3 separate regions of the Homo sapiens genome follow, and all the other regions are linked to region 1. The links are chromatin loops, found by intact Hi-C in ENCODE. Cell type or tissue: B cell. All regions are shown on one strand.

What was found. A loop is a pair of places that touch in the nucleus more often than their neighbours do. Peaks named below come from ENCODE experiments on the same cell type or tissue, not always from the same donor. Only the 100,000 strongest peaks of a DNase experiment are listed, where the experiment ranks them.
Region 2: it touches region 1 in a loop (26-fold over the local background); 5 of 110 quality-filtered maps call a loop at or near these places.
Region 3: a loop joins it to region 1, with 18 times the contacts of the local background. A loop is called at or near these places in 83 of 110 quality-filtered maps.

What each region holds. Positions count from the first base shown.
Region 1 is chr1:205,350,146-205,358,145 of GRCh38, forward strand. It overlaps KLHDC8A (kelch domain containing 8A), which reads right to left and starts at 6,777. Exons shown (of 6, transcript NM_018203.3): 1 at 6,388-6,777. It also overlaps the pseudogene SNRPGP10. RefSeq lists an enhancer at 367-1,274. In B cell, CTCF peaks have their summits at 4,335 (motif pointing right) and 4,540; DNase peaks (open chromatin) are centred at 153 and 4,336; H3K27me3 peaks cover 415 bases.
Region 2 is chr1:205,652,738-205,660,737 of GRCh38, forward strand. It overlaps SLC45A3 (solute carrier family 45 member 3), which reads right to left. Exons shown (of 5, transcript NM_033102.3): 5 at 5,114-6,934. The coding sequence ends at 6,497. Among named protein-coding and RNA genes, the nearest start is that of SLC45A3, 24 kb to the right of the region's middle. RefSeq lists an enhancer at 7,340-7,928. In B cell, CTCF peaks have their summits at 4,996 (motif pointing left), 6,339 and 6,540; DNase peaks (open chromatin) are centred at 4,994, 6,374, 7,004 and 7,614; H3K27ac peaks cover 1,479 bases.
Region 3 is chr1:205,480,904-205,488,903 of GRCh38, forward strand. No RefSeq gene overlaps it. Among named protein-coding and RNA genes, the nearest start is that of TRK-TTT8-1, 11 kb to the left of the region's middle. RefSeq lists a silencer at 136-195 and an enhancer at 371-971. In B cell, CTCF peaks have their summits at 4,789 (motif pointing left), 4,989, 7,382 (motif pointing right) and 7,592; DNase peaks (open chromatin) are centred at 4,778 and 7,398; H3K27ac peaks cover 410 bases; H3K27me3 peaks cover 3,150 bases.

The DNA of each region.
Region 1 (8,000 bases):
CCCCAGGTCCAGTCACCAGTGAAGACTTTATCAGGGCTTCCCCTGGCTACCCTCTCTTGCTACCACCACCCTCCTTTCTCTCCAATCAGCCCAGGACAAGGGGGTGCCTTGTGACAGCTGCAGCTGTGGCGAATGGGCTGGCTCCCTATAGACCTTGGGCACCCACCTGCTTCCTGTTGGGTTCTGACCTTTCTGGGGTGCCTGCTGCCAGGAGAGTATGCAAGGGTGGCAGAGGATGCAAGAGCTCAGGTCATCCCGACATGGCTCTTTCTCTAAAAGTGAAAACGTGCCCATTTGTCCCAGGTCACCAGGCTGGGGCCCTTAGGGGGCCTAATCTTCACCCCTTCTCAAGTAGAGGACAGCAGAGCCTTTATGAGGGCAGCTCTGCAGAGGAGAAAAGGCTATAGGCTGGGGAAGGCTGCAGCAGACCACTCAGACACGGCTCTTTAAATGCCCATTAGTAAGTTAATATTGCCCCTTCCAAAGTCAGCAGCATCCTCCATTCTTCTTAATTAAAAAGAGCTCCACGTCCTGGCAGAGCTGAGAGACGGCTCTGAATGATTTACACACCAGCCCTGCTGCTTCCAGCTGGGAAATCAGCAAGGAAGATTGATTGGCAGATGGGCCAGCCTGCCTATCATGATGGCGTGCGTGCCTGTGTGTGCATGTGTGTGTGTGCATGCATGTGTGTGCGCGCACGCATGTGTGTGTGCATGTGTGTGTGTGTGCTGAGGCACTGGGAGCTGGCTCTCCTTCTGGCAGGCTCTAAATGAGCAGGGCCACAGACCCACAGTCCAGCCCCATGGGGCTCTGCAGGCCTAGAGGTAGAGGGCCTGCTAGAAACAGAAGGCTAAACAAAAGGCTGGCCTGCTCACCCTCACCGGAGTCCCTCTTCCTAGGAAAACTGCCTTATTTGGAAGACAAAAGCTCATTTGTTGTCTCATCCCCACCCAGGAGAGAAGGGTCCACTCCCCGAAGATTCCTCTTGTTTCCACATAGAGATTCCTCACCTGGTACATAGCATATATTGGGCTTTTATTTGATCATCACTGCTCACTTTAAGAGCAGGCTTTCGATCTGTGAGCCCGCGGAGTATACACCATGAGCAAAGCTCACCCTCCCGAGCTGAAAAAATTTATGGACAAGAAGTTATCATTGAAATTAAATGGTGGCAGACATGTCCAAGGAATATTGCGGGGATTTGATCCCTTTATGAACCTTGTGATAGATGAATGTGTGGAAATGGCGACTAGTGGACAACAGAACAATATTGGAATGGTGGTAATATGAGGAAATAGTATCATCATGTTAGAAGCCTTGGAATGAGTATAAATAATGGCTGGTCAGCAGAGAAACCCATGCTCTCTCTCCATAGGTCCTGTTTTACTATGATGTAAAAATTAGGTCATGTACATTTTCATATTAGACTTTTTGTTAAATAAACTTCTGTAATAGTCAAAAAAAAAAAAAAAAAAAAGAGGAGGCTTTCTTGGCTGGGCGTAGTGGCTCATGCCTGTAATCCTATCACTTTGGGAGGCTGAGGCGGGCGGATCACCTGAGGTCGGGAGTTTGAGACCAGCCTGATCAACATGGAGAAACCCCGTCTCTACTAAAAATACAAAAATTAGCCAGGGATGGTGGCGCATGCCTGTAATCCCAGCTACTTGGGAGGCTGAGGCAGGAGAATCACTTGAACCTGGGAGGTGGAGGTTGCGGTGAGCTGAGATGGTGCCATTGCACTCCAGCCTGGGCAACAAGGGCGAAACTCCGTCTCAAAAAAAAAAAAAGGAGGTTTTCTCATGGCCTGCCTCTCCTTCCTTGCCTCCCTCCTAACTCCAAATTTTGTCTGACTCTGACATCCAGGGGGATCCAAGGCTGTGGGCCCTTTATGGGGCTGGGAAGAGGATGATGAGGTTCACAGTTTAGGCTGTTTAGGCTGGCATGACACTCAGCCCGGGCCCTCCAGAGAGCCGGGAAGTGACAGCAGTCACCCTGAAAGGTCCCAGGCCTCTTTGCTTCTCCCAGCAGGCCTTGAGGCAGCCTTGTTGTCCATCCCATGCCTCTACTCACTTCTAAGAGCCCACCAGCCTCCCTGGGTGCCAGAGAGGGAGGTCCCGCTCACTCTCCAGATGGAAGGAGGTGCCAGGTCACTGGGGCAGGACCTGTACAGAGGTAGGGAGTGGCTTTTGCTCTCTCCTCACCTCTCCCCTTCTCCTCTGGCACTTTACATTACACACACACACACACATACACACACCCCTTGTTCCCAGAGAAAGGACCAGACAGAGGCACACTGGAGAGGAGGGGGTGGGGACTGGAGCCCAGGCATCATCCAGTGCTTTGCTTTCACCCCCGCTCCCTAGGGAGACGGCAATCTGCTGCAGCAGCAAGGTTGCCATCTGGCGTGCTGACCTGTGCTCTCTGTGCTGGAGACGGGAGAGGGCGGGGACGCGTGATGAGCTGGCTGCGAGTGTGTTGTGTATATGTGTGTCTAAGAAGCCATGAGAGTCTGGAAAGGTGAGAACCAGGCCAAGCTTTGGGTGAATCAAAGGATCTGCCTGTCCTCATCACTCGGCACTCCTGGGGCAGGTGGGTGTGTACCTGAGGATCTCTAAGGAGCCCCAGGAAGCCTGCATTTCTCTCCCAGTGAAGGAGGGAGTGGCAGGGCCTTGGCCCTTGAGCATCCTCCTGTAGCCTGTCGCCAGGAGAATGTGGCTGCCTGCTTAGCACCCAGGAGCTGCCAGTCCATCCCTGCACATCACTAGGCAAGAAACAGAGGGACAATTTTATTCACACCCAGACCTAACAGCTGCCCCCCACGAGGAACCACCACTAGGGATCCAGTGTGTCCTTTGTTCCTCTCTAGTCCTGGCCCAGAAAGGACTATTTTCTTCCTTGGATGCCATCTCCCTGCTTTGGTCCCAGTCTTGGGAATTATGTTCTGAGAGATTCCTTGATAAAAATCCTCCCTAAATCACAGGTTGTACCTCAGTGCAGGGGTCAGCAAGCTATGCCTGAGGGCCAACCCTGGCCTGCTGCCTGTTTCTGTATGGCCTGAAATCTAAGAACAATTTTTACATTTTTAAATGATTGGGGAAAAAAAATCAAAAGAAAAATATTTTGGGATACATGAAAGTGATATGAAATTCACATTTCAGCATCTATAAATAAAGTTATATTGGAACACAGCCACACTCACTCATTTACGTGTTGTCTATGGCGGCTTTCCCACTACAACAGCAGAATGGAGTAGTTGCAACAGAGAGCGCATGGCCCGCAAAGCATAAAATGTTTACTATCTGGCCCTTTACAGAAAATGCTTGTGCCCTCCCCTGCACCTTAGGCTGTTTTAAGGGAACAAGGGGAATGCCACCTTATTCTTTTTATTTTTTGTTTTCTTGTTTGTGTGATACAAGGTCTCACTCTGTCACCCAGGCTGGAGTGCAGTGGCACCATCGTGGCTCACTGCAGCCTCCCGGGCCCAATCAATCCTCCCGCCTCAGTCTCCTGAGTAGCTGGGACTATAGACACGCACCACTCCCAGCTTGCCACCTTATTCTTGACAACGTGCTTCACACCACCGTGGCAATGTTAAGTTGACACGGCAATATCTAGTGGCAATAAAAGGAAACAAACATTTTGAGGGCCCTTGTTGTATACCAGGGACATTTACTCTGTTTATCACATAATCTCTACAACAACCTTGAGAGAAACAAGCACTAAGAGGTCTATTTACATAAGGAAGGAATGGGAGAGATTAGGAAACTCACCAAAGCTATTAGAGTTAGGCAGAACAGGATGCTGGATTCAAACTCAGATCTGCCTAACCCCACAGCCCATATCCTCTTCAGGCCACCATGATTCTAAGATGACCACCAGCAGCCCAGCGAGGACCCACTCAAATGGCTGCTGGTTTGGGCTACCCCCATGAACAGGCAGGGCAATTGGGACTTAGGCTTTAGGGATCCAGGCCCCACCTCAGCTCGCTCCACCTCAGAGCCTGGTCCTGAGCATGGGCCACAGACAAGCCAACAATAGTGACAGCTCCACATCAGCGCCATCTCCCTTTTCTTGCCTCTTTCCTCAACCTTTGCTATCTATTTTCATCACCTTTTAGCTTTCTTTGGAAAGATTAAATTTGCATTTAAATAGAAAACCTCTTGAATGACTCTGATGTAACTTTAGGTACTAATTACAAATTCATTCCTCTTTAAATATTAAGGCACTTCAGTTCATCTCAGGGGTGATGGACAGCAGCAATGCTTGGTATTGATGTGTAATGAATATTGAGCTGTTTATTGCAAAGCGCTTACAATCCCTCACCAGCAGAGGGCAGACAGGAGATGTTCTCAAGACCTATATGGGAGATGTCTTGGGAGCCTAAAATCTGCTAAAAATAAATATCTGTAAGCAGTAATCCTTGAGAGAAATTGGAAGATGGCCAGTGGGATGGAAGCTGCTGGGGGTAGGGTGGGAGCACCCAGAAGTCCTCGGGTTGCCAGTTTCCTCAGTTGCTTATAAGTGTCTCAAGGCAGGTGCATTCATCACTCTTTCCCATCACCAAAACTAATGCCTGGCATTCAATGGGGACCCAAGGAATATTTACTGAATGAATGAGGGAATGAATGAATGAATGGATGAATAAGGCAATTAATCATGATGGGAGAGATCATTCATTCAACTACTATAATGAGTCAGGCATTGCACTTGATAATTTACGTAAGTCTCTTTGTTAAATGATTGATTCCTTTGGATATTTCCCAGGGTCATGAAGATGACGCACAAATTCTCCTTTCTCCTGAAGAATTGCACTTGGTATTTTACCTGCTGATTTCATAGGTGACAAAACAAACTCAGAGAGGTGAAGCAATTAGCCTCAGAGCACCCAGTTCAATCTGAAGCTCAGCCAGGACCCAAACGCTGGTCTCAGGCTCTGAGCCTGGCTCTCTATAAAGTGTATCACTCCCCCTCATCCTGGTGCTAGGCTGGTTATTCCAGTGTTCACAGTGTCACACCCTAATCTTGGCCCTTGTCCTCAAGATGCTGGGAGCCCAAAGTCCAGTCCAGCCTCTCAGCCAGGCTTAATGCCTGGGCTCCAGCCAAACCACTCTATTGCCTGATGCCCAATAGGCCTTTCATTTCCTGCCTCCATACTTGGCTTTGTGCTTTCTGCTTCACATGCTCCTTCCTGCTTGTTGACATTCTATTCATCCTTCAGGGCTTGGCCTGAATGCCGCCTCCTCCACGCCTTGCATGATCCCTGCAGGCAAGAGTCATTTTTCCCGTTTCTATAGAACTTCATCTATAACTATGTTAGCATGATAATAACCACCACTCATTATTCTAAACACCACACTACATTCTTTACATATTTTGTATAATTTGAACCTCATAAAAAGTCAATAATAACAATAATAATCATCTTTAACAAGTATATGGTGCTCAATATGCGTCATGAACTGATCAGAGTTTGGTGTGTGTGTGAGTTGTGTGTGTGTATAATTTAGCCTATAAAGTAGGTACTATTATTATTGTCATTGTACAAAGGTGAAAACTTAGACTTAGAGAGGTTAAATGACTTGCCCAAGGTCACACAGCCAGAACAGGGATGTGACATCTAGCTTGCCTGGCCCCGGAATCCCCATACCTGTCTATGTAGATATTCTTTCTTACCAGATGGTAAGCATCGGAAGGCAGGAACCATGTTATGTGCCATTGCTGTCAAAGCACTTTCCCTTCGGAGCCAAGCACAGCAATGTGTATGTACATAGTAGGTAGTCCATAAGTTTTAAAAATCTTAATTTTAGACCCAGGGGCATGTGCGCAGGTTTGTCACAAGGGTGTATTTCGTGTTGCTGTGGTTTGGGTTTCTATTGATCCCGTCACCTGTATAGTGAACACAGTAACCTAATAGGAAGTTTCTCAGCCCTTGTCCCCCTCCCCCCCTCCCTCCTTTTTGAGTTCCCAGTGTCTATTGTTCCCATCTTGATGTCCATCTGCATCCAGGGTTTACCTCCCACGTTTGTAAGTGAGAATATGCAATATTTGGTTTTCTGTTTGATATTCCATAAAGTTGAGCTGAATTCGGATCAGAAGCCAGAAGTTCTGGAGGTTGGCTGTATGTTGGTCAGTCTGTGCCCTGGACAGCAATCTTTGGAGTTAATTAGCTGGGTTAAAACCAGATGGGAAGGAACCTTTAACTTCAAAGCTAGAGAGGCCCAGCTGAGGAGAAAAGGCCCTTGGAGACCCTTGTCCCTCCTGACCCCCATGCCAGCCTGTCTACCTGGGCAGCCCTCCTCTCACAGACACCACTGCCTGTCTCCCCACCAGCAGGCCCTCAGAATGCCAAGGCATCACTCTGCATAGATGGATTGAAATAAAACTTACCTGACTGGAGGGAAAAGGATCGACACCCGGCGATCATCTGCAAAAGACAAAGAAGGGGAGGGGCCGGGAGAGGGTCGAGCGGGTGTTGGCTCTGAGGCTTGTCCTAGGAGCTGGCTGGGAATAGAGTCGGCAAGGTCCCCAGGGTCCCCAGGGCTTCCTCCACAATTGATGAGTCCACTGCTGCTGCCTCTGGCTGATCGACTGGGATGCAGCCAGGCCCCTATGCACAGGGCATGGGGCCAGCCCCGCCCTGAATGCACAGAAACTTGGGGTCCCTGAGTTCCAGGAGGCGTGACCCCCCTACTGAGAGGGCCTCAGCCAGCTCGTCAGAGCCCCAGTGTCTCCGCGCCTCTCCCTCCACCCAGTCTCAGCTGCAAAGGCCCGCTCTGCGAGGAGAGCGGGTGAGGGGGCGGACACGCTCACACACACAGACAATAACTGCCATGGAAACTAACCAACAAAAAGAAGATTTAGGGAGCCGGACTCCTCTGCCAGATGGGAGAGAATGGAGGGAAGAGAGAAAGGGGCTGTCCTTTGCAACGCTGCCAGTTATGCAAAGGGCAAATGTGCACCTCAGCCCTAATCCAACAATTGCAGATTTTTCCCTCCTCAGGGGTGGGGCTGTGGGTAAAAGGCAGAGAAGTGGGTTGACCTTTTTATATGAAGGTCCCAAACAGCCACCCCATACCTTTGCCTTTCTATGCACAGAGGAGGCATCAGTGTGGTCCAGCGTGGGTGCGAGATTCCCAAGGAAATGCTCAGCACCGCTGGCAAAGCGAAACTCGTTCCACAAAGCAACGTGTTTTACCAGGTCAAGCTGAACCTCAGGGGAATTTGATCACTTTACTTGGGCAGAAGGCTTGAAGGACTTTCTTAGATGAAAAGCCCACTGTTTAATGGGTAGCAAAACAAGGCTTTTCTTCAAGACCAACCTTTCTATCCATGATGTTAAATCTGACTGCCCGTAGTTTAAAGAAAGCCGGGGATGGAGTGGGGGCTAGCATCGATATGGCTTTCCTTCCGATGGCCTTTAGTTTTGTTTGGGGAGATTTTTCTCTCTGGGATAAAAGAAAATCTAATGAGGGAACTTAAAAAAAATTCTCTGGAGGTACTGTAAGGGAAATAAGGTAATCTGAGCACCAGAAATCCTGCTCTAACTCTTTAGCTGTGTGACCTTTGGCAAGTTTCTTCGTCTGTAAAATGGGACCAATGGGGTTGTAGAGAGGATTAAATGAGGTAATATGTGTAACGTGCTTAGAACAGTACCTGGCTCATAGTATTTGCCATTGTTATGGCTATTGTTGTTAATCTTTCTGATCCTCCCTTTCCTCAGCTATAAAATGGAGCCAGTGACACCAATCTCTCATGGATTAAGTGTGAGGATGAATCATGTCGTTATAACTGATGGAGTGGTGGTTATAAGGGTGTATACATTTGTCAAAAACCATCAAACTGTGGGTTTTATTGTGTGTAATTTATACCTCAACTTTTTAAAATATAGGTTTATATCACCAGGTAAAGCAGCCATGAGTGTCTAGAACATAGGAAATATTTATTCCCTTCTTCCTCCCTAGCCATCTTTTCAGGAAGAGAGGAAAGAGAAAGTGAATGTT
Region 2 (8,000 bases), 300 kb after region 1:
CATACCTTTGGATTAAAAGATTACAAGAGAAATGGGCACGGTGGCTGAAGCCTGTAATCCCAGCAATTTGGGAGGCCAAGGCAGGTGGATCATATGAGGCCAGGAGTTCGAGACCAGCCTGTCCACAACGTGGTGAAACCCCGTCTCTACTAAAAATACAAAAAAATTAGCCGGGCGTGCTGGCAGGCACCTGTAATCCCAGCTATTTGGAAGGCTGAAGCAGGAGAATCGCTTGAACCCAGGAGACGGAGGTTGCAGTGACCGAGATCGAGTCACTGCACTCCAGCCTGGGTGACAGAGTGAGACTCCTTCTCAAAACAAACAAAAAAAGATTACAAGAGGATTTAATAACAAGATTACAAGAGGATTTAAGAGACATATCAGCCCGTGGCAATGTATGGAATTTATTCAGATTCCAATTTGAAAAAAACTATACCCCCAAACATTTATGAGGCCGGGAAATGTAAACGGTGACTGGATATTTGCTTATCTTAAAGAATTACTATTCTTAGGTATCATCATGGTAGCGTGACTACTTAAAAAAAAAAAGTCCTGGCCGGGCTTGGTGGCTCACGCATGTAATCCCCCAGCACTTTGGGAGGCCGAGATGGGCAGATCACCCGAGGTTAGGGATTCCAGACCAGCCTGGCCAACATGGTGAAACCCCATCTCTACAAAAAATACAAAAATTAGCCAGGCATGGTGGCTCATGCCTGTAATCCCAGCTACTTGGGAGGCTGAGACAAGAGAATCACTTGAACCCAGGAGGCAGAGGTTGCAGTGAGCAGAGATCGTGCCATTGCACTCCAGCCTGGGCGACAAGAGTGAAACTATGTCTCAAAAAAAAAAAAAAAAGAAAAAAAAAGTCCTTATCTTTTAGAGATATATTCTGAAATATTTCCTAATGAAATATGCTATCTGAAATTTGCTTCAATGTTATGTAAGAGGAATGTACAGAAGTATTGATGAAACAATGTTGACCATGAGCTGGTAATTGCTGAAGATGAATGATGAGTACATTGGCATTCTTTATACTCTTCTCTCTGCTTTTGTAGGTATTTAACATCTCCATGACAAAAAGTTTAAAACAGGCTGGGCGCGATGGCTCACGCCTGTAATCCCAGCACTTTGGGAGGCCGAGGCAGGCAGATCACTTGAGGTGGGGAGTTTGAGACCAGCCTGGCCAACATGGCAAAACCCTGTCTCTACTAAAACTACAAAAAAAAAAAAAAAAAAAAAATTAGCCAGGCATGGTGGCATGTGCCTGTAGTCCCAGCTACTCAGGAGGCTGAGGTGGGAGAATCACTTGAACCCGGGAGGTGGAGGTTGCAGTGAGCTGAGATGGTGCCACTGCACTCCAGCAGCCTGGGCAACAGAGTGAGACTCCATCTCAAAAAAAGAAAAGTTTAAAACAGCATTTTGAATATATGTCCCTAACTGGATATATCCCAAGGACTAAAACAACCACAAAGAAATCTTAAATTTCATTTAGTAATGTTATTGTCAGCAATATATTACTATTGTCACTTTGGAAACTTATATAGACTGAATGATAAAGCATATAAGTAATTATGTTAATATGACTAGGAACCCAAAATTTCAGCTCACTGCAACCTCCGCCTCCCGGGTTCAAGCGATTCTCCTGCCTCAGGCCCCCGAGTAGCTGGGACTACAAGTGCACGCCACCACGCCCAGCTAATTTTTGTATTTTTAGTAGAGACGGGGTTTCTCCATGTTGGCCAGGATGGTCTTGATCTCGTGATCTGCCTGCCTTGGCCTCCCAAAGTGCTGGGATTACAGGCGTGAGCCACAGCGCCCGGCCCCTGCAAAATATATATATTTTTGAGATGGAGTTTTGCTCTTGTCACCCAGGCTGGAGTCCAGTGACACGATCTCAGCTCACTGCAACCTCCACCTTCCGGGTTCAAGTGATTCTCCTGCCTCAGCCTCCCAAGTAGCTGGGATTACAGGCATGCGCCACCACGTCCAGGTAATTTTTGTACTTTTAGTAGAGATGGGGTTTCTCCATGTTGCTCAGGCTGGTCTCAAACTCCTGACCTCAGGTGATCCACTCGCCTCAGCCTCCCAAAGTGCTGGGATCACAGGCATGAGCCACCGTGCCCAGCCACCCTGCAATATTTAATTTGACTTGGAACATCAGTATTAACTTACTTTTTGTTGTTTCTGAAAGATAAACATCTCCTAGCTATGCCCACTGAAAAGACCTAAAAAAAAAAAAAAAAAAAAAAAGGCCAACCTAGTAGCAACCCTGTACTCAGATTGTGGTCCCTGACATGCACCAGAGATTGAGAAATGGCCAAGTCCATGTCTGGGGCAGGAAATGGACAAGATGAACTTGAGCTATCTTGTGCCTAAAATCAAGGAAACATCAAAGGCTACTGGAGTGGTCAAAAGAACACAGGAAACATCCGGAAGGAGGTCCCAGATGGACAGCTTGAGCCTCAACAATACCAACTGCAATGGATTGAAACACAAATGCATGAAATCCACAAGTTTGTAATGATAATTAATTTAAAACAATAACCTCACTGATCACCTTTGGTAGCTGTTAGAGCATCATCTGATTACTCCAAAAATTGGTAAGTGATGGGATAGTATCAAGCATTTATCATAGTTTTCCCATACAAACCATATTTTAGCATAATCAAATAATGAATGAGGAAAACATTTTCTTTATGGAAGACTCATACCGAATAAGTAATTAAGGAGTGATAGAACTAGAAAATCATAAATTTGCATATCTAATGCAATAGAATCTAGGCAATGATCATCAATGGTTTAGGAGAAGGGTTAATGAGACACTTTATAATGGCCAACATGGGCAACATCTCTACAAAGATAAAAACTAGCTGGTGTGGTGGTACACACCGTAGTCCTAGCTACTTGGGAGGCTGAGGCAAGAGTATTGTTTGAGCTCAGGAGGTGGAGGCTGTAGTGAACTATGATTGCACCACTGCACTCAGCCGGGGTGACAGAGTGAGACCCCGTCTCCAAAAAAACCCACAAACCGTATAATGGATGGGTCAGTCTGACATCACCTGAACCCACTGAAAGTGGAACAGTGAGGCATGATGTGCCACATGAGATGATGCCATCTCCACAGCTCCGCTTATGAAATAGTCCTGTCAAAAAATAAATAAAAATCTGGCTGGGCACGGTGGCTCACACCTGTAATCCCAGCACTTGGGGAGCCCAAAGCGGGTGATCACCTGAGGTCAGGAATTCCAGACCAGCCTGGCTAACATGGTTAACCCCGTCTGTACCAAAAAATACAAAAAATTATCTGGGCATAGTGGTGCGTGCCTGTAAATCCCAGCTACTCGGGAGGATGAGGCACAAGAATTTGCTTGAACCTGGGAGGCGGAGGTTACAGTGAGCTGACATCATGCCACTGCACTCCAGCCTGGGCAACAGAGCGAGACTCCGTCTCAAAAATAAATAAATAAATAAATAAATAAATAAATAAATAAATAAATAAATAAATAAATCTATCTAAATTTATTCAAGCCTCCTAGCTCTTATTAGCTTACAGGGGAAAAAAAAAGAGGACAAAGAGGAGTATCTTTTTATTTTTTGTGGAGATGGGGTTTCACCACATTGCCCAGGCTGGTCTCAAACTCTTGGGCTTGAGTGATCTGCCTGGCTCAGCCTCCCATAGTGCTGGGACCACAGACGTGAGTCATCTGTGCCTGGCTCAAGAGGAGCATCTTAAACACCACTCTGAGGATACGGTCAGCCAAATATAGAATGGGGGCAATTCTGTAGGAAAAATTATTGTTCATCAATAAGTAGCACTGAAAGAATAGAGGAGCTGTTAGAGATTAAGAGAAACCTGAGACACACAGCAACTAAATACAATTTGTTTATCTCAGTTGATTCCTGATTCAAACCAACCAAAGAATTTTTGAGGCAATTGGAGAAAACTGTCCATGGACTGGATAATTGATAAGGAATTATTGTATACTTTGTGGGATATCATGGTATTGTGATCAAGTTGTTAAAAATTCAGTCCTATTTCTTAGAGACACATACAGAAGTATATACAGGTGAAACTAAATTGTCTGGCACCAGCTTTAAAAATACCCTAGGGGATGGGGGAAAGGGAAAGATGAAACAAAGCAGCAGAATGTTAATAACTGTTGCAGCTTGGTTCTTTATATCTGGCTCCCTACTTGTGTATATTTGAAATTTTCCGTAACAAAAAAGTTAAATGTAGAACATTTTTTTAAAATAGGTAAAACAAGCCCTTGCACAGGTTATTAACGGAACTGAACTCTTGGGAATTTAAGGAACTGGAAGGCCAGTCGAGGTTGGAGGCATCGGGGAGATGGCAGGGCAGGGAAGACTCTGAGTTTGACCGGACCTGGCACGAGGGTGGAGGAGAGGGGAAGGGGCATGAACCAAGGCACAGTGGGGTCAAAAGCCTCATCGTGCACATGCCAAGTGCATTCCCTATTCCCATGCTGTGGGTGATGGGTGCTTGTTCCATCTCCTGGCCACACTATGGGTTTTTTTTTTTTTTTTCATTTTTTGAGATGGAGTTTCACTCTTGTCACCCAGGATGGAGTGCAATGGCACGATCTCGGCTCACTGCAACCTCCACCTCCTGGATTCAAGCGATTCTCCTGCCTCAGCCTCCCGAGTAGCTGGGATTACAGGCACGCACCACCACACCTGGCTAATTTTTTATATTTTTAGTAGAGACAGGGTTTCATCATGTTGGCCAGGCTGGTCTCGGAACTCCTGACCTCAAGTGATCCACCTGCCTCAGCCTCCCAAAGTGCTGGGATTACAGGCGTGAGTCATCATGCCCATCCCTACTCAGGGGTCTTTTAGAAGGAAAATGCCACCATTGCCCCACACTTCAGACTCTTTCTGACCCCCTCTCCCCAACTCCGAAACCCCCCAGTCCAAGGTGCAGCACAACCCCCCACAATTGGCAATTGACACAAAGAGTGCTGGTCTATGCCTCCACCTGCTGGTGGCCACTGGGAAGTGAAGCTGTCAAAAGCCAAAGGGCTCCCTGAACTGAGAGTTAAGAATGTTGTAGAAAGATCAGGTCTTTCCCCCTCCTAAAAGAAACACATGCCAATAAACATATAAGAAAGCCTTTAATTTTGTCACCATAAACATTATACTCTGATTGCTCACTTACAGTATAAAATATTCACCCCGCTAAATAAATAAGACGACATTATTGCAAACGGCACTTAAACCCCCCCTGAGAGATAAGACCTCCCTTAGCTCAGGCAGGGGGTGCTCCTGAGTTTCTGTGTGAGATTCCCCAAGCACAGATATACTCTGGGGGCTGAGATGGACAAAGGCTTGGGAAACCGCACTTTGTGCTTCTGGTCCTGCAGTAGCTCCAAACAGGGTTGTGGAGCTGGTGGGGAAAGTTGGGGGTAGGGGAAAGTTGGGGGTAGGGGAAATTTTGGGCAGTGCCTTCATCAGCCCAGTCCTAGAGAGAGTAGAGGGGAGTGGAAGTGGGGGGAACCAGGCTGGGCCAAGAGAAGAGGGGTGGTTAGGGAAGCCGTTGAGACCTGAAGCCCCACCCTCTACCTTCCTTCAACACCCTAACCTTGGGTAACAGCATTTGGAATTATCATTTGGGATGAGTAGAATTTCCAAGGTCCTGGGTTAGGCATTTTGGGGGGCCAGACCCCAGGAGAAGAAGATTCTGGCAATGATCAGCCCAATGACCAGCTATCTCAGGGGACCTGATTGTTGGGGATCCCCCACCCTACCCAAATATTAGACACCAACACAGAAAAGCTAGCAATGGATTCCCTTCTACTTTGTTAAATAAATAAGTTAAATATTTAAATGCCTGTGTCTCTGTGATGGCAACAGAAGGACCAACAGGCCACATCCTGATAAAAGGTAAGAGGGGGGTGGATCAGCAAAAAGACAGTGCTGTGGGCTGAGGGGACCTGGTTCTTGTGTGTTGCCCCTCAGGACTCTTCCCCTACAAATAACTTTCATATGTTCAAATCCCATGGAGGAGTGTTTCATCCTAGAAACTCCCATGCAAGAGCTACATTAAACGAAGCTGCAGGTTAAGGGGCTTAGAGATGGGAAACCAGGTGACTGAGTTTATTCAGCTCCCAAAAACCCTTCTCTAGGTGTGTCTCAACTAGGAGGCTAGCTGTTAACCCTGAGCCTGGGTAATCCACCTGCAGAGTCCCCGCATTCCAGTGCATGGAGCCCTTCTGGCCTCCCTGTATAAGTCCAGACTGAAACCCCCTTGGAAGGCCTCCAGTCAGGCAGCCCTAGAGACTGGGGAGAGAGGAGAGGGACGCCCCAGCCCCCAGCTGTGCAGCTACGCACCTCAGCAGCACAGGGTGGCAGCAGAGAGCCACATTACTTTGGCAGCAACAGAAACTGGCGGCCAGCCCGGCAGCCCCATGGGGCTAACAGGAGCGGGGAGCTGGGACCCAGTGAGGCAGGCCCTCCACCCCAATGTGCTGGAAGTTTTCTACGCTGAGTATTTGGCCAAGTCGCTCTTGTCAAATACTACCTGTGTAGCAAAGTAAATGGCGACCAGACCCAGGCCTGCGGCAGACACCATATAGGCAGTGACAGACTGGCTGAGCTGGACAATGGAGCCCATAAACAGGGATGGGGCCACCTGGGACAGCAGGAAGGCACTATCCAGGATGGCGAGGTCCAGGCAGATGCCCCGGCCCGGAACCACCCTGGCCTCGGTGGGCTCACCCACCACCACACGTACGGAGACATCACAGGCAGAGGCCCCGCAGAGCGCGGGTGGAGGTGGGAGCAGGCCACTGCCTCCAGCACCCACGTGTCCATTAGGGAAGGGAGCTCCAGGCTTAGGGCCTGGCAGGAAGCTGGTCATCAGGCTGTCCTCACTGCTAGCACCTCCAGTGTCCCCTCGGTATTTGGGCAGGAACACCTAAGGCAGAGGGGTGAAGAAAAGGGGAAGAGGACAGGTGTGTACCCAGCACTGGCACCACCCCAGCTGTGAGAACAGACCCTTGCCTCCATCCCAGGGGCAATGGGACTTCATGAGAATCAGGAGCAGGAGAGAAGATGGAGACCCTACTTGGTCCAAGTCTAACCAGGACCCTTCCTCAGGAGTGGGAGAAGGGTAACGGGGTAGGGCGGGGACAAATGTGAACCCAGAAGTCTAGGTCTCCTCTAGCCTCTTAGAACAGGTAAGAGGCAGACAAACTCAATATCACAGATCAGAGAGAACAGAGCTCCAAGGTAAGGAAAAGACACAGGGGGAATGAAGACGGTGGTAAGAGATGCACAGAACAGAGGAACAAAAGCCAAGGCAGGGCCCCTGATGGCCCAAACCCCACGCAGGCTCTCCTAACCTTCCTTCCTGCCTGCCCTCCACTCCGACATCTGGAAATCCTCATTGCCCGGTGCAGAGAAGCTCTGCCTCTCTGGGGTCCCAGATGCCACTAGGGTAGCTGCCCTGCCATGAGCTCCCTTGTCCCCAGCCTTGGGGCAGGGAGAATCCAGTAGACCCCAAGCAGGAGGAATGTCCCTCTTCCCACCTCCCCCAGCCCCAGCTGTGCTAATGTTGAAGGCTTCTCACTTCCTTCCTGCTGTCTGACTTAGATCAGAGTGACTGGTCGACCACCATCCCCCCAACCCCTGCCCTTGATGGCCCAGAGCCTCCTATTTAAGGACAAGGCCAGGTCTTATCCAACATTGTCCCCATGCCAGAAGAGTTGAGTTGGCTGCATTTGCGAGGTGGGAGCCATGGCAGAGCTCAAACCTGACACCAGGGAAGCCCACGGCTCACCATGCAGCTCAACAAGTGGGCAAAGGAACAGGCAGACAGCGTGCAGTGCCAAGTCTGCCATCAGCTGCTGTTAGGAAGGGGCCTCCCAGGACTTCTCCTCCCTGCCTGCCACCCCAGGAATGTCCGCTGAGGTTGGAGTCTGGAGTGGTCCGAGGACAGACATGCTCCTCCATCTGGAGAAGATGGCTAGCCCCAGAACGTT
Region 3 (8,000 bases), 130 kb after region 1:
GGCCAGGCCACCGAACACAGGAGAAAGGCTGTCGGAGTGACGCTGAGTTGAGGTTGGGGTGTGTTGTCTTGGAAGTATTTGCGGGACGCCCAGGTGGAGGTGCACAGCAGTCAGTAGAACCCCACAGCCCTGCTGCTACACCAAACCCATCTTCTCCCCACCCACCCTGCCCCCTCCCCCAGCCCCATCTTCCTCACCCCCCTCCTCCCTCCATTCTAGAGCCACCAGACTCCTGGAAAGCCCCAGTGCTTCCTCTGGGTTCCCAAGTCCTTGCACCTGTGTGGCACCAGGGCCTCCTCCCTGAAGCAACAGTTCGCCTCCCGTGGAGTGGGCATCGCAGATCCGCTCCCATTTCCGGCCTGCCCTTAATGTCCTCAGATGCTGGGATGGGAGTTTTCTAGTCTGTTTTCCCCTGGCAGCAGTGGGGACTTGATCTCCCTCCACGTCGTGTGGCCACAGCCTGTGACTCCATCCCCGTTAAGTGAACCAACACCGAATTGAGGAAGATCCCGTGCCGACCTGCACACTGATCTGTTGCAAGTCTGCTCATCAGGGTTCCTAGAGGGCAGCCACCTGGGCTGTGGCAGGGAAAGAACTGGGTGTGTAGGGGAATCAGGAAGGGGGATTTGTGGCAGACAGAGCTTGGGATGAGATGGGACCCAGGGTGCCTGGGAGAGACCTCTCACCAGAGGTTAGGAATCTAGATGCTAACCCTGGCCCTGCTACTGTGCTGCTGTGTGACCTTGGGCATGTTACCCAACTGCATGCATCTCCTCTGTCATACTCAGGCTCAACAGCATAGCCTGGCAGCCGGACATGTGGGCTGTCGACCTCCCTGTGTCACCTTCCTGCAGGGCGGCCTCTCTGCCATCAGGAGAGGGGAAGCCCACAGAGCCACAGTGAGCAGTGCTGGAGGGGTGGGCGCTTGGCAGAAAGCCCAGCAAGGTGTTTTAGCAGCAACAGGACAATAGAGCGGCTTAGCACCGGGAGCTTATTCTGCTTATTTTCCCATCTGTGTGTCGGGACATGCCAGGGCTGGGTGTCTACATTTCGGTAAGCCTCTTGCTACAATAGCATTCTCAGCAGCTTCAGTCACTTAGACCACAGTGGTAATCCGCTCAGGAAGAGCCCAGCCCTCGCCGCAGCAGCCCGGGGGGCCGTATTTGGGGCAGGACGCCCGTCTGCCTCTGCAGCCACTCCTATTGCCTGCCTGCCTCTCTTTCCTTGTCCAGTGTGTCACCTTCAGATGCCCTACAGGCCCCCCAACAAGGGTGGGTCAGTGGGAGCACTGATGGGTCCCTCCCAGCTGAAGGGAATTAGGTTAGACATGAGGAAGAACTGTCCCAGTGTTGGGGTGGCAAGTAAAGAGGAAGGTGGTTTCTTTTTCCCTAAACAGTTTTAAAAATATTAGCTATTCTTCTATCTGAGGTACAGTCAGGTGAGTTTGGCCTGGGGGCAGGGAGATGGCCACTGAGCCCCTGGAAAGGAGTTGAGTGGGGCTGGGCTTGGGGGAGGGAGGGCTACAGCAAAGACATGGGTGAGGAGGAGCTCTGGAAATAGCTCCCCCAAGGGGAAACATCTCCCTTTCCTCCTTGAGGTAACTGATCAGACTGGGAGTTCTGAGTCCTGGCTGTAGGGGCTGCCAGATTCTAGAAGCCTCTCTGACCCCCAGGTTCCTTTTCTGTCACACAGTTTTTGAGTAACTATAAAACATCTCTGGGCTGGGTGCGGTGGCTCACGCTTGTAATCCTAGCACTTTGGGAGGCTAAGGCAGGAGGATCGCTTGAACCCAGGAGTTTGAGACCAGCCTGGGCAATATAGCAAGACCCCATCTCTACAAAAATTAAAAAAAATTAGTCAGGCATGGTGGTACATGTCTGTAGTCCCAGCTATTTGGGAGGCTGAGGTGGGAGGATCGCTTGAGCCCGGGACGTCGAGGCTACAGTGAGCCGCGATCAAACCACTACACTCCAGCCTGGGCAACAGAGCAAGACCCTGTTCTCCCTCACCGCTCCCCCTCAGAACCGCTCCCCCTCAGAAAAGTCTCTGATCTGACACTCTCAGCATTTGATACTATTCACCCCTTCTTCCATTTTGAAATGTTCTTCCTTAATTATTGAAAGCAATATTCTTCAGGCTCTCTTGCATCTTCCATAGGAATTAGGAATCTTCTATTTGCAGGAAACAGAAAAGCTCTCTACCTAACAGGCTAAAAAATACAGGACATCTATTCATTCACAAATGGTTCCAGCAAGGACTGATGGAGCAACGCAGGGATGTCACATAGGGCTAGTTCTTTCTTTCTGCCCCTCTGTCTTCCTCAGCCTCATGCTCCCTCCCAGGCTGCTGCTCTTGGTGCCACCTGCCTCTTCCTTCACACAGTGATAGAAAGAGCTTCTTGTCCCAGGGTGTCATTCAAAAGCCCTGTAAGTCTCTGGTTGGCAAGACTTAGGAGACATGTCCCCCTCGAATCAATCATGATACCATGTGCTCCACTCCACAGCCAGAGATCCCTTCTGTCCCCAGAGTTGCCAGGATCTTCCAAATGAAAATAGGAGCTGCTGAGGTGGAGAAGGGGACTGGCCACTGGGGAGACCTCAACACATACCCTTGCCCTGACCCCTCCCACCTCTAGTTCTCTTCCTGCTGGCCTCAGCCTCCCTCTCCACACTGGCTCCCCCTGCATCCAGAGTCCCTCCCCGGCTGCAAGACCATGCCCCTGTGGCTGATTCCCTCCTTATCCACACTGAAGCCCTGACTGTCTTCCAACATCCTGTCCTGTATCTTGATCTGTTCACGAAGCATTTCTACTTGATGTCCTCAAATTAACCCTCATATAAAAAGAACTAATGATCCTTTCCCTGACATCACACGCCCGTCCCCCGACACACACACACACACACACACACACACACACACACACACACACACATTGCTTGACTCTCCAGTTATTCCCATGTTGGGCTGGTCCTTCTCCTTTACCCCCAACATCACATCCTGCAGGACATCCTGGCAGTTCTCCGTTGCGTCTACAGTTAGTTACCTTAAGCCTGGGCCACAGAAACATACTCCCCTAGTCTACAAAAATTAAAAGAAAAATTAGTCTACTCTTCAGTCCCAGACATGCTCCCAGTCTCCTCCTCACTTGGATGTCAGCCTTCCTGAAATGCCACTGCTTCCTGTCCCCCCTCCCTCAAACACCTTCAATGACTCCCCGTCTCTCACATGACCAAATTGACCTCCCTTCGCCTGGCATTTGAAGCTCTCTGAGAACCAGCCTGCTCTAACTTGATGGGCTTCGCTCTGCCGTCTGGTACAGATGTCTGTCTGGTTCACCATATACCTAGAAAGACCCTGAGCGTTCCTGCCTCTTCACTCCCCTGTAGCTTCCCAAAGGTCCCCATGCTCCTGGCAGCCTTCCCTGACCACCACAGCCCCACAATCTCTCTGTCACTGTCTGGGTCAGTTGCCTGGCCCTCAGAGTCACTGCCCAGCCTCCCATTTTTGTGTGTGTAGAACTGTCTGCCTTTGTATTCCCAACTGCATCCAAAGCCCCTTGAGATAAGAGTCGCTGTCCTCAAATGCCCTGGGGGAGCCTGTTCTTGGTAGAAATGAGCTCCTGTGCATGGAAGCACCTTGCACCATTCTGAGTTCTGAGAGGGCAGAAAGGGTGGTTTGGTGTTTTACCAGGGAGGAGGTCAGGAGCAGGACCATTGAAAGAAACTGCAGACATTAGAGCCTCCTCAGGGAGGGTGCGGTTGTTAAGGGCAGCCTGCTTACAGGAGAGAGCCACAACCTGGCATCAGAAGACACCAGCTATGACCAGGCATGGTGGCTCACGCCTGTAACCCCACCACTTTGGGAGGCTGAGGCGGGCGGATCACCTGAGGTCCGGAGTTCCAGACCAACCTGACCAACATGGAGGAACCCAATTGCTACTAAAAATATAAAATTAGCCGTGTGTGGTGGCGCATGCCTGTAATCCCAGCTACTCGGGAGGCTGAGGCAGGAGAATCACTTGAACCCGGGAGGCGGAGGTTGCAGTGAGCCGAGATCAGGCCATTGCACTCCAGCCTGGGCAACAAAAGTGAAACTATGTCTCAAAAAAAAAAAAAAAAAAAAAGGAAGAAGAAGGAGAAGAAGAAGGAGGAAGAGGAGGAGAAGGAGAAGGAGCAGGAGAGGGAGGAGAAGAAGGAGAAGAAGAAGAAGGAGGAGGAGGAGAAGGAGAAGAAGAAGGAGGAGGAGAAGGAGAAGGAGAGGGAGAAGAAGGAGAAGAAGGAGAAGAAGGAGGAGGAGGAGGAGGAGGAGGAGGAGGAGGAGAAGACACCAGCTACGATCCCAGCCACCCTGCTCACCCGCCGTGGGATCTTGGAGAAGTCACTTAGCCTCTCTGAGCTTTGGTTTCCTCACCTCGATGAAGGGGTATCATGTTACCTGCTCTGCCTGCATCCCTGGGCTGTTGGAGGAGCACATAAGGCAATGTGCATGGAAGGGCTTTGCAAAACTCTGCAAATAGACTGGCCAAGGAGTGTGTATCCAGTGGCCTGGCCTCAGTCTGGCCTGCCAGTGGGAGAGGCGAAAGGGCAAGAAGGAAGCCTGGCCCGCCCCCAGCGGGAGGCTGTGCACCCGTCTGGCCCTCAGCAGGCCATGGGGAGAACAGAAGCTGATCAAAGGCCAGGGTTGTAAACAGCAGGGGAGGGCACCTCTCCCCAGGAAGGGGGACCTGCGGACCAGCTCCATCTGACACCCTCCTGGCCGCCAGCAGGGACTTCCTGCCCTCTAGTGGACATAGTTAGGAGGTGCACCCACTTCTGAAGCCTGCGGGCTTCAGAAGCTGGCTGCGGGCTGCCTGGCCTAACAGCAGCAAGATCTACAGATTGCAGAACGCCATCTGGCACCAACAACTGTGGCATGAACTTTGTTATCTTTTGGAATTCTCAACAACCTTTCAAGGTTTGCATTATTATTCTCATCTTACAGAGGTGGATCCTAAGGCTTAGAGGGTATGGAATCACTCAAAGCCATAATGTTGGGGCTGGGCTTCCTCTCCACACCAGAGTGTGTGTGGAGTGGGGGTCTGAGTCCCTCTAGGCCAGGTCTCATGGAGCCGGGGGTGTGGAGGATGTGGGCTCATTGTCAAGAAAGCCAGGCACGGTGGCTGATGCCTATAATCCCAGCACTTTGAGAGGCGAGGCCGAGGCAGGAGGATCGCTTATGCCCAGGAGTTCGAGACCAGCCTGGGCAACATAGTGAGGCCCCATCTCAAAATAAAAAAAAAAGAGAAAAAAGAAAGAAAGAAAAGAAAATCAGGACAGCTGGTGTTCTGACAAAGGCCTCCTGAAAACCCACCCCCTTCCCCTCTGTCTCTGTCTGCAGCTTGAACTTCCCTTCCAACATGGGGGCCAAACCTGTGGCCCATGACCCTTATCCTCTGAGGTAGGGTTGGCAAGCTTTTCTGTAAAGGGTGGGATAATAAACATTTTAAGCTTTGTGGGCCCTGTGGTTTCTGTTGCAGCTACTCAACTCTGCCGTTGTAGCAGGAAGCAGTCACAGACAATGCATAAGTGAATGAGCACGGCAGCGTTCCAATAAAACTTTATTTATAGACACTAGAATTCCAGTTTTTATAAATTGTCATGTGTCATGAAAGATTGTTTTTCTTTTTGGATTTTTTTTTCAGCCGTGTAAGAAAGTAAAAACCATTCTTAGCTTTCAGGCGGTCCAAAAACAGAGGCAGGCAGTGATTTCCCGATCCCTGCCCTAAGATGCAGGAGTCCATCTCTGAAGTATTGATACTTCAGCTCCTCTCGTGTGACTGTTTCAAGTCCCTTTCCCTTGTTCCATTTCTTCTTCCAGTGCCCTCTGTGATGCCAGAACCCAAGGTCCTGCCCTCAACTCTCTGTCCTCCCTTCCAGGGGACTTTTCATTCCATTGTCACAGTCGGCCGCAGGAAGTGCCAGCACATGCCCCTTTGCCCTCACTCCTCAGCCACAAAGACTTTTCCGACCACCGACGGTCACCCATCCTTCAGCTTGCCTCACACCTCACCTCAACATCTGTGTGTTTTAAGAGCCATTTGCTCTTAAAACAGTGGCTCACACCTGTAACCCCAACACTTTGGGAGGCCAAGGCAGGTGGATCACCTGAGGTCAGGAGTTCAAGACCAGCCTGGCCAACATGGCGAAACCCCATCTCTACTAAAAATACAAAAAAAAATTAGCCAGGCCTGGTGGTGGACGCCTGTAACGCCAGCTACTTGGGAGGCTGAGGCATGAGAATCGCTTGAACCTGGGAGGCGGAGGTTGCAGTGAGCCAGGGTTGTGCCATTGCACTCCAGCCTGGGTAACAGAGTGAGACTCTGTCTCAGAAAAAAAAAAAAGAAAGAAAAAAAGAGCTATTTGCCTTCTGCAAACCCGCAGAACAGACATGGCACGCTAGAGAAAGCAGACTTGTTTTGCCACCGCTCTAACTTGGATCTAAATCCTGACTCTCCCACCAGCCAGCATGTGATCTTTATCCTTTCCCTCTCTGGGCACTCATTGTGTCCATGTTTCATGCTAGTGTTGGAGAAGCAGTGTGGTGCTGTGATGTGAGCACTGAGTAAGTATCCAGGTGCCCCGGGGTCTGGTTCCAGCTCTGCGTTTTGTAGCCCTGTGACTTGAGGGAAGTTACAGGTACTGGAGGGCTCGAGCCATTTGCATTTGCATCAGGATAGACCTGGATCTCTAAAGAGATCAACATTTGGGGCCTGGCACAGTGGCTCATGCCTGTAAACCCAGCACGTTGGGAGGCCGAGGCAGGTGGATCCATTGAGGTCAGGAGTTTGAGACTAGCCTGGCCAACATGGTGAAACCCTGTATCTACTAAAAAATACAAAAATTAGCCGGGCGTGGTGGCACGCACCTGTAACCCCAGCTACTTGGGAGGCTGAGGCACAAGAATCACTCGAACCTGGGAGGTGGATGTTGCAGTGAGCCGAGATCGCACCACTGCACTTCAACCTGGGCAACAGAGCGAGACTCTTAAAAACAGAGAGAGATAAACATTTGGGAATCAACAGAGTATAGATCAGGGTTATCCAATCTTTTTGCTTCCCTGGGCTACATTGGAAGAAGAACTGTCTTGGGCTACATAGAAAATATACTAACAATAGCTGATGAGGTTTTAAAAATCTCATAATGTTTTAAGAAAGCCTATGAATTTGTATTAGGCCACATTCAAAGCCATCCTGGGCCACATGCAGCCCACCGGCTGCAGGCTGGACTAGCTTGCTATAGGTGGTCACGTAGCTGTGGCGAGGATGTCATCATCCAGAGAGAAGTTGAGTACCAGGGACAGAGTCCTGAAATACGCACACAGGGTCAGTCTTAACCTTTGGTGGCCAGGAGGTGGCAGTATATGCCACTAAGGGGTGTTCTGAGGGGCAGGAAAGGGGCACTCAGGAGAGAGAAGCAGATCTCCCAAACTTCAGATTTACTTCCTAGTTGGGCAGTGGTGCCTGGCACCTAGGTGGTGTGGGGAGTGAGGGATGAGGTAGATGGAGATGAATCAGACGGAAGTAGAACTATGTGTAGCTTTCAACTAAAAACTCACTGGAGGCTAGGCTCTGCGGCTCGCACCTGTAATCCCAGCAATTTGGGAGGCTGAGATGGGCAGACCGCCTGAGTCTAGGTGTTCAAGACCTGCCTGAGCGACATGGTGAGACCATGTCTCTACAAAATTTTTTTTTTAAATTAGCCAGGTGTGGTGGTGTGCACCTGTGTTCCCAGCTACTTGGGACTTGGGAGGCTGAGGCAGGAGGATCACTTGAGCCCAGGAGGGTGAGGTTGCAGTGAGCCGTGTTCATACCACTGCACTCCAGCCTGGGCAACAGAACAAGATCTCCTGTCTCCAAACAAAAGCAAAAACAAAAACCTCACTGGATGGGGATCAAGATGTTACATTGCGAGAAGCACTTAACTAGGAGCCCAAAGGGTAGGGTATCTAGGTTCAAATCCCAG